Linked DNA regions of Mus musculus: region 2 is linked to region 1. The links are chromatin loops, found by intact Hi-C in ENCODE. Cell type or tissue: left cerebral cortex. All regions are shown on one strand. Links, peaks and the distances in the headings refer to the core of each region. The heading gives the core; the rest is flanking DNA.

Region 1 (5,388 bases), core at 204-5,203:
CCCCTTGCATGCCCCCACTCCAGCACATTAAGTCCCACTGAGGTCAGACGAGGCAGCCCAGATGGGGACTGGCTTCCTCAGTCAGGCTACAGCCCCTTCTGCAGTTGTTGGGGAACCCGAATGGAGATTGAGTTGCGTGGGTGCCGAAGCCTCCGCCTAGCCCATGGATCCGAATACATTTTTAAGATAATCAGGAAAAAAATGAATTTCAGATTTAGAAACCAATCCCAATCTGTACATCCCATAGTACTTAAAACTTTTGTCTGTAATTTACAAACAAAATCAACTAAAACAAAACTTTAAAAAAAAAAGCCAACCCATGGAACTTGTTGTTCATAGAGCAGGCACGTTTTTTCTTAAGTACTTTATACGTTGCAACTTAAAGTCCTGAGATGTGAGCTCCTCCACAGTATGGCTTCCTTCAGGAGGAAGGAAGCCATCTCACAACAATAAAAAAAAAATCATAAAGTACATTCGCTCACACTGAAGAAAGCTGTGTATCTACAAACAGAAAGTAGAGGAGTGGGAGAAGGCATGCGAGGGTATGGTAAGGTGATAGGAGAGAGAACTCACCATCAATTATAAGCTAAGAGAAGCCTTTCCCACAATTCTGTTTATTTTCTAAATATCAGCCAGCACGTGATGAGACGCTTCTCCTACTCTCTGTCATCTCCCAAGGAGATATTCTTGAAGCACAATTCAAATCCAGTGCAGCCACTGTGGTAATCCATCAAATCTAAGACAAAACGCAGTAAGTGATTTATCTTCAATCCCATATTTTCCCCCCAACCTAATATATATATTTTTAAATCCACCTACCTCTGCCTCCCAATTGCTGGGATTAAAGGCATGGGCTACCACTGCCAGGTAACACTGAAACAATTAATCCCCAAATAAATAACCCTAATTTTTAAAAAGATTTATTTATTTGTTTGTTTGTTTGTTTGTTTATTATATGTAAGTACACTGTAGCTGTCTTCAGACACACCAGAAGAGGGCATCAGATCTCTGTTATGGGTGGTTGTGAGCCACCATGTGGTTGCTGGGATTTGAACTTCGGACCTTTGGAAGAGCAGTCGGGTGCTCTTACCCCCTGAGCCATCTCACCAGCCCCCCAACCTAATATTTTTATTGACTCTTCGGGAATTTTACAACATGCACCCAAAAATGTACTTACTTCCTAAAAATGATGTTAACTAATTAACTAAACTCCCTAAAAATCGCCTAAGTCAAATCCTCCTTTTGCTGGTTTTTCCTCATTTGTAACTTTGCACAGAGAACTGAAGAATGCAGTCTCCCAGAGCAAATGGCACAGGACCTCCTTCTAACTTCTTCTCAGCCCTCATACCATGGGCAACTCTCCTCCTTGTGGATGTATTGCCACATTCTTTGTATTTTGTGATGTTTGTATTGATGGTTTTGCTGTGTAAGTGTCTTCCATGAATAATCCTGAAACTTTGCCTAATGTTCCTAACCAAAAAAAAAAAAAAAAAAAAAAAAAAATGACTGTGATCTACCTTATAGGGAAATATATATACATATAAATATATATATATATATATATTCAAACAAGAATGGACACTTACACATTTTCCCATACCCACCCACCACCACACTTGTACACATGATTAAAAAGAAAGTAAATCTCTCTCTCTCTCTCTCTCTCTCCCTCCAGAAATGAACATAAATGAATCTTTATAAATGAACATCTATGTGAGTCAAGATAGTAGTATTGTGTTGAAGCACACCCATTCTGAGGCTTTTCAGAGTTCTAACCCAGGACATGCATATAAGTTAGCTTATCTGGACAAAAGAACTTTGTAGATATAATAGGGGATCAAGAAATGAGATCACTATGAGCTATGTGGCTCTAAATCTAACTACAAGTACCTTCTCAATTACAGGAAAAACAAAAGATAAAATAAGGGGAGGAAGTTAATGAGAATGGAGGTAAAGATGGAGTTTCGTCCTGATCAACCTGCCATTAATTGATAATATTGAAAGTCTGACATGCATGCTGGTGCTTTGGTGCCATCTCTGGAGCAAGGAGCCAAAGGAAGGGCTGGTCATAGCTTTCTGTCCCTCTCTGCTATCCTTACTGCTGCGTTCTAGCCCTGCTTTGTCAGCATCTCCGTATTCCCCGGCTCCTGTGCAGGAATATTGTTCTAAACTTCTGATTTCCCCAGTGATCGAGTTGGGGAAAAGCATTAGAGTCAACTGATTTACGTGAAATTTGCAGTGGGGAAGGGAAAGCAATGAGAAAATTATGAATGAGAGCTCATGAAAGGTTTCAAGTTGCTGTTGTAGGATGTTGTGCTATGTGCTTCACTTCTCCACCTCAGAAGGCACCCTCCTGTTTACCATCGGCTTCCAGTGGACGTGTAGTGTATATCCTTAGTTGCCCTCTGCATAAACTCGCAAAAGCAACCCAGAATCGGAACCGGAAAGTCCTGCTGTGCTTGAACTGAACGCTTGTGGGTACATTCACGGGTTATTTCCAACACAATGTCTCCGCCTGCAGGAAAAAAGCAGCAAGTACACCCTTAAAACTAGTAAAAAAAAAATAAAGGAGCCAGGATTCTGTGGAATAACCTGTTGAAACTGTTGAAACAGAGCCCGGGGGTCCCAGAGGCCTTCTCCTCCATGTGTTCTCTTCTTGGTGTGACTTAACTGAGACTCGCCAACTAGAAAAAGGAACAGCACTTGTTAGAAAGAAAAGGAAAGAGGGTGGAAAGAGGGAGGGAGGGAGGGAGGGAGGGAGGGAGGGAGGGAGGGAGGGAGGGAGGGAGGGAGGGAGAGGGGAAGAGAGGGAAGAGGGAAGGGGAGGAAAGGAGAGGGAACAGGAGGGGAGAGGGGAGGAGGGGGAGGAGAGGGGAAGGGGTAGGAGAGGGGAGGAGAGGAGAGGGGAGAGGGGACTGGAGGGGAGAGGGGAGGAGAGGGGAGGATGGGGGAGGAGAGGGGAGGGGGAGGAGAGGGAAGGAGGGGGGAGGAGGGGGGAAGAGAGGGGAAGAGGGGGATGAGAGGAGGGAGGAGAGGGGAGGAGGAGGGAGAGGGGAGAGGGAGAGAGGGAGAGAGAGAGAGAGAGCTGTCCTTGTGGAGGAATTTTTTCCCTTATTTTCCTCAGATCTTGTCAACACAATGCATGAGATCCCCAGTATGATTCACCTCCGAATATGAGAAGCACACTCCAAGAATAACCAGAAATTCTATAAACTAGAGATATGCTGGGACCTCCTAACCATAGTAAAATCAAATCTTGCATATTCCACCTAGAAGAGAGATGTATAGACTCCACTGGGAAGAAGGAGATATGCCCTCTGATTGCGTTCTTTGAGTCTGGAGGCAGCACAGATCTCAGGGGCTGTACTGTCTCACCCATCTGCAGGTTCACACACAGACTGTCAGCTGTGTCACATTAGAAAAGGGATTGCACATCACGTTAGCCAAAATGCCCAACAACAGAGATCACCTCCAGTAGTCAGACAGGATCCCCAGTGGAGGGATGGGAACACCAACCCACCTACAAAACGTTTGACCCAAAGAAATACAGGGTCAAAGTCGGAGCAGAGACTGAAGGATGGCCAACCAGTGACTGGCCCATTTTGAGACCCAACCCACTGGCAAGCAACAACCTTTGATACTATTATGGATGCTATGTTGTGCTCACAGACCGGATCCTAGCATAGCAGCCCCCTGAGAGGCTCTACCCAGCAGCTGAGACAGATGTAGATACCCACAGACAAACATTAAACAGAGGTCAGGGATCCCTGTGGAAGAGTTAGGGGAAGGATTGAAGGCCCTCAAGGAGATGGCAACCTTGCAGGAAGACCAACAGTGTCAACTAACCTGGACTACTGGAAGCTCCCAGAGACTGATGCACCAACCAAAGGGCAAACATGGGCTGGTCCAAGGCCTCACGATACATATGTAGCAGAGGACTGCCATGTCTGGCCTCAGTGGGGGAGGATGTGCCTAACTCTGCAGAGATTTGGTGCACCAAAGAAGGGGGATGAAGAGGGCTGCCCTCTCAGAGATGAAGGGGAGGGGTATAAACTCTGTGAGGGGGGACCAAGATGGTAGGCAGTATTTGGGATGTGGATAGATAGATAGATATTTTCTTTAAAAAAAAAAAAAAAAAGGAGAGGATCTTCAGAAGAGCCATTGGTTGAGACAGGATACTGCTTTTGTCATGCATCCTGGCTGCTCTGTAGATACTAAAACTATCAGATTCAATACAAGCACAATGAACTGGAAAAAATCACAGCACAGATTTCTGGGATTTTGAACCAAGGCTCATTTTTTTTCCTGTGGGGAGAACCAACTCTCCTGTAAACAGCACCTATGGGTATTTAGCCTTATTCTGAATGACCTAACCGTGAGAACTCAGGTGACTATGCATCCAGAGCTTTCCATTTTGTGTCCGGATTTACAAATCATAATATCAGGAATGGACAAATCACACTCTCTGAGAAGATATACAATGAACACTTAGCCTTGAACATGAGCAACAAAGGGACTCTAAGTGAATTGCATAAGGAATATGGGAGAAGATGCCCAGGGACACACACCCTAATACCTAGAACTGTATGCTAGGCTCCATAGAAGAGAGGATATAAAGTGGCAAGTGAAATTAACAACATGAGTTAGTGGACTTTAAGATAGATAGTCTGGGATAGCTGGGTGGACACTGTAGAAGCACAGTGGAGCTTCCAGGAGAAAGTCTAACACCGAATATCTTGATTTGAAGGCAGGGAGGTCCACATCAGATTTCTGACACATCCCTGGGAAGCAAGGGATATAGATAGGGATGGCTTGCTAGAATACATTCCTGGCCTTTCTTCTTGTTCCTCAGTGTAGGACTCATCAGGCTGCCAGGTCCTGACCCCCTGTGAAGGGAAACACTTCTGCCAGGAGACACAGAGAGGTGTCTGTCACTTCACAAACTTAGCATCTGAGGAGCAGCGGGTAATGATACCAGCTCATAAGGAAGATGTAATTGAGCTTCTATGGCACAGGTAGGGAGAGAAGGAGGGAGGGAGGGAAAGAAAGAGATAGACAGACAGGGAGGGATGAGGAGAGGGAGGGAGGGAGGGAGGGAGGGAGGGAGGGAGGGAGGGAGGGAGGGAGGGAGGGAGGGAGGGAGGGAGGGAAGGCAAAAGAGGGGCAGACAGGGAGGAAGAAAGAGATGAGACAGCCAATCAAGTGATGTATATGGGTCTCTTGGGGACCTCCTTTGCACAAATTTGATAGTGAATTGGCCATGTCAACTCAAGCCTGAGAAAAGCATAACAGACAGGGTTTCAGATAGTCACAAAAGGAAAATTAAGATCACAAGACCATGGAAGATGCCAGTCCTGATTGCATTGCTAGATAAAGGTGTGGGGAGTG
Region 2 (5,388 bases), core at 282-5,281, 1.3 Mb before region 1:
TGACTACTCTTCTTTTTCCTAGGTTTCCCATCTCCAGGGCTGTCTCCCTTTGAGTTTTCTTTAATAATTCTACTTCCATTTTTTAGATCCTGGACAGTCTTGTTCAATTCCTTCACCTGTTTGATTGTGTTCTTCTGTATTTCTTTATATGTGTTTCCTCTTTAAGTTCTTCTATTTGTTTACTTGTGTTCTTCCGAATTTCTTTAAGGGAGTTATGTATGTCCTTCTTCAAGTCTTCTATCATCTTCATGAAATGTGAGTTTAGATCTGAATCTTGTTTTTAGGGTGTGTTTCGGTATGCAGGACTTGCTGTGGTGAGAGAATTGGGTTCTGATGTTGCCAAGTCAAATTGGTTTCTGTTGCTTATGTACTTCTGCTTTTTCTCTTGCCATCTGGCTATCTCTGGTGTTATCTGGCCTCCCTGTCTCTGACTGGAGCTTGTCCTTCCTGTGACCCTGGGGAGTCGAGCTGGGGGTTCCCACTGACGTCTGTGCTGTGTGGAATCGGGTCTGTGCTCCTAGGTGGCACAGGTGGGAGTCAGAAGGTGCCAGGGTCTCAGGCTGGGAAGGAATCTGTTTCCCTAGGTCGAAGTGGTCCCAGGATGGCAGATTTCTGGGTGGGCTTTATGATCTCACCTGTGAATCTGGACATGTCTAAATACCTGTGGGTTTGAGCTGCAATTGAGGTGTGTGCTGTGAGAAATCCGGTTCAGCACGGGGTCTCTGCTCCAAGTCTGCACAGGTGGGAGCTGGAAGGTGCCCTGGTACCCATCCTGGTATCAGGCTGGGCAGGGTATCTGCTTCCCCAGTAATCGTCTTAGTGAAGCTGGATGTGTCTGAATACCAGGGGGTGAGGGTTTTGAACGGCAACTGGCTATTCCAAGTATTTTTAAAGGGAAGCTAATGTAAATTGTAATTGCTCTTCCTTAAACTCCAAACAGAATTTATAGCATAATATTTAGTTTTAATAACAAGAACCATAATTAAATTATATACCAAAATGCTACAACTATCCCAATCTTTCAAAAAGAAGGGGAAGGTAAAAGATACTATCTAATTACTTCTGCAATCATCCCTCCTTACCCAGTGGAAGTGAACGTAATAGCCTAATTACCATGTGTTCTCCCTCCTATTTTCCTCTACTCAGTCCCAAATTCACACTGTACTTTGTATACTTCTAACAAATGGACAAACTCTCACTATTGAGTCATTTCAATGCTTAGATTCAGAAAATGACAGCAAGTATTGTCAAAAAATCCATTGACAGGTGTAATTATCCATGTTCACTGTCAGGAGTTACAATATTTATTTGGCTACCTCTGTTCTTTGACACCCAGGGTAAATTGACTGGTTCAAAGTTTCTGGGTTTCAGAGACAATGAAAAGACAGGAAATGTAACAGAGAAAGGTGACTACAGACACCCTGGAAATGTATCCTCTTTAAGCCAAGGAGCAAACAGGTTACTCAGAGAACCACATAAAATATGTTTAGACTATTCCACACTCAGTCTCTCCAAGTTCAGTAGTCACATCTCCTCAGCAAATGTGCAGCAGATGAGGCTCAGAAGTGTGATTTTACAGCAAGACTGAGGATGAATTCTGTGCAGAGACATGAAAAATCCTCAGCTCCAAGCTCCAGAAACAACACCACACTTCAATAACAACTTGAGCAGAACATAAGTCACAGCAAAAAGTTCATTTCCTGAACATGCTGCTATTGAGCTATATGATGAAGAGTGCTTAGGGGGTTCCCTGTAATCCCAAAAGGTTTGTTTTTATCTTCTAAGCTGAGTAGAGAGGATGAGACAGTAGTGATTTCCAAGGTGCATTCTCTCTCCAGGGATTGGTTTTCCCCAACAGCCCCAAAGACTCTCTCTGGAGCTGATCTGTAACCACATGAACTCTTTCTACTTTGTTACTCTCACACAGCCAACTCCCAAAGCATTTTTCATACCATCCATTTGATTTGTTTGAAAACATAAAAATCCATAACTTACACTGAGCTATGTCAGTGATCTTAGATGCTCTGTATAAAGTGCTTTAACAACATTTATTCATTCTGAATTCAAAATCCATAAATCAACCAGATTATTCTACCAAGTAATTATCGCATAACTATTGGCCTTGAAATCCTGGAGAGATACTGGCTCTAAAATAAGGGGTACACAAACCAGAAAAGGTGAGCTGGGTGAAAATTTTGCCTTGACCATTGGAAACAGTCACGTCGTGGAACATTTTTCATCCTAGAAGTCTAATAGGTAAGATAAGTCACCTTTTTTTGAAACCTTTGTTTTCATGCAAATGAGATTGGTATTACACTACAGAATTTGGATACAAGATTGCCTTGTAAGTTGTTGTATGCTGTATTTATCCACTAGGGGGAACCAACCCCATGCGTTTGAGCTCTGATTTTTGGACTAAGTAGATTTGTGAGGCTGCAGATCATTTCACTGACTAACCATGGATAACTTATTTAACTATCCAGAATCCGAGTCTTCTCCAAAACAAACGATTCTTTCACAGAGTCATATATGTAAGATAATGCAGAATGTACCACACCATACTTGGTCCAGAAAAAGTGTTTGCCAAAATATCACCTGTGTTTGGAAAAGCAATATTGTCTGAATGAGCTCAATTTGAGTCTGAGAACCAAGGTAAAATCTAATCAGTTTTGCTTTTTAGGTGTTCTATGTCTAGAAAAATAATTAAGTATCCAAAGCTCAGTTTTTCATATCTAAAATAAGACTGGCTGATGCTACCTCATAATGTTGTTGTCCAGTTGAACGTGCTTGAAGCAAAGTAAAAGCACAATACATATGTGGAAGTTTTGAGACACTAACTCCAGAAGGGAGGGATTTAGCACTGTTGAGCTTTATTGTCATCAATGATACTCATCCTTTGAAAGAAGAAGAAGAAAGAGTTTGAGATAAGGTTATAACATAAAGTACAAGATTTGGGACCACTCTTCTCTGTAGCATTATTCTTGGCTAAGACATTTCTTTTTTCCTAGGGATATCCCAGAGACCTCATTGTCTTCTCTGCTCTGTGTTATAATAAAAGCATACTGACAAGTAAAATTTTCATCCCATTGTGTTCTAGGCTTTCTTTAAATGTTCATTAATCTTGTGTGTGTGTGTGTGTGTGTGTGTGTGTGTGTGAGAGAGAGAGAGAGAGAGAGAGAGAGAGAGAGAGAGAGAGAGAGAGTTGTCTTAGTGTGGCTGTATTTCCACTCAGTATACTGATGCTTAGTCTCTGCTCAGGTGCTTGGAACAGTAAATCTATCACAATGATTTACAAACCAGTCATGAGACAGAAAATGTACTTACAAAGCTTAAGAATGATATGGAGAGAGAAATATTGAAAATTAACCAAGTTCTTTCATTGTTTGAAAATGAAAACCTTTTATTTAAGCACAGGGAAAGTTTTCCTTACTGTGAATATAAACATATGGGAAAATATAGTGATACAAAAATTTCATATTGTTATAACAAATAAAATTCTGGCTTTAAAAGATTGTCTAAATGACCTAATTTTGATAGCCATGGATTTGATTATAAATTCAAGGACTTTGCTTTAGCAAATTCCAATCTGAAGTGGCTGATAATGTCCTGTCAGGATACTTTGGCAAACAGTTCAAGAGGACCAGTAGAGGTCAATAGGATCACATGTCTTTTGCTTTGCCTCAAGTTAGTTCAGAAGACATTTTATGTCTGGACTCAATATTATGTCCATAACTGAGGTTGATGTTACCTTGCAGTTGTTAATTACCTATAAATTACTCAAAAGAGAAGGTTCTAGAACAGTAGCAATGCCTTTGAAATCTTATGTAAAGATCCAGTGAAGGTGAACTTGAAGGCTCTTTTATTAGAATCCATAGAATGATCAGCAATGAACATGTGTTGTCATATGAATCAGATCTATGCTATGTGGAAACAAGCTAATTTATTAAATACAAATATTGACTCATACAGAAAATTAAATGTAATTTTAAAGTCATCCATACAGTACAGTAAAAAAAGCACTCATACTCAATAAGTTTGAAGATTTTCTCTAGAAGTAACAGAAGTCTAGCAGATCTTCCTTTATGGCCACAATTACATGATGATCATTTTAATGTATGGCATATCTGCAAGAATAATAAAGATCAGTTACTTATAGACAAAATAACCAACTCATAGACAAAACCTAGAGTATTTTTGTAAACTAGCAAGTACTTTTACCTGAATGTGTAAAAGAATTAAAGTTGTTAAAATGGAATAGAAAGTAAGAAACAATTGGAGAAGAATATTTAACTCATTTAGTGAGTACACATTTTTATTAAATATTGAAATAAACATGTATATATATGTATAAAACATGCCTTATTTAAAGATATATTATGAGCAATATAGTAGAAATGTATGCAAAATGAGTACATTATTTTCAGAGCTACAAGTCAGTAGATACTATTTAAGTTGATGAATACAATGAAAAAAATTATAATGGTCAACATTATTTAGCTCTTTCTTTATGCTGAGCAATGATCTATTCTCCTTTCAGTATTAAATTATTTAGCATTGACAATACCCCAATGACATAGACATTTATTTTCATAAAATGGATATAAAAGTATGGCATATAAATACATATTTAAACATACATATTTAAACACAAATATTATATGTGATAATATATAATAGGTGTTGTATAAAATTGCATAGTTTAGTGTATCATATATATATTATATAATATATGTATGTAGTATATATGTATACACACACATATATGTATACACACACAAACACACACATACAGGATTACAAGGCAAGACAATGATGTCTGGATGGAGGAGAGATTTCTCTGGTATTTGAGGCCTATATTCAAAGAGAGCACTATCAGAGGAAAAGAGAGTAAGAGCTGGAACAGGACAAGGAAGAATATTGGATGATACAACATCAAAGAACAATTATCCACATGTATAAAATTTTCACAATAATAATAAAAGAATTAATAATAAAAATAAATGGATATACAAAATAATAGAGGCACAATAGGAATAGATAATATGAGCCAAGGAACAGAACTAAAGAATAGGAAGACTATGAGTTTAGTGTTTAAATTTGGGTGTTATATGCTAAAAAATATTGACCCACAGTATCTTAAATATTATGGTCTTTGAAGTGGAGTGGTAAAAACTAAAGTTGAAAAAAGTTGCTTTTAGTATTTTATGAATACTTGAAGACGGTATAATAGCGAGAAGAATATATGAATGCATGTAATAAGGAAATATTTAGCACAAAATTACAGGCCGATCAATTCCCTATTTTTTAAAGGGAAGAATAGGTTAAATTGGTTTGAGTATAAGGGCAAAAGTTAAGGTCAGTGTACGGAAGTGAAAGAGATACAGGATT

Evidence for each region. A loop is a pair of places that touch in the nucleus more often than their neighbours do. Peaks named below come from ENCODE experiments on the same cell type or tissue, not always from the same donor. Only the 100,000 strongest peaks of a DNase experiment are listed, where the experiment ranks them.
Region 2: a loop joins it to region 1, with 12 times the contacts of the local background. A loop is called at or near these places in 10 of 42 quality-filtered maps.

Annotation. Positions count from the first base shown.
Region 1 is chr19:12,515,112-12,520,499 of GRCm38, reverse strand. No RefSeq gene overlaps it. Among named protein-coding and RNA genes, the nearest start is that of Dtx4, 16 kb to the right of the region's middle. In left cerebral cortex, for the core only: a CTCF peak has its summit at 2,504; DNase peaks (open chromatin) are centred at 2,128 and 2,461; H3K4me3 peaks cover 650 bases; H3K27ac peaks cover 427 bases.
Region 2 is chr19:13,816,035-13,821,422 of GRCm38, reverse strand. No RefSeq gene overlaps it. Among named protein-coding and RNA genes, the nearest start is that of Olfr1499, 3.1 kb to the right of the region's middle. In left cerebral cortex, for the core only: a CTCF peak has its summit at 2,368 (motif pointing right); DNase peaks (open chromatin) are centred at 1,578 and 2,397.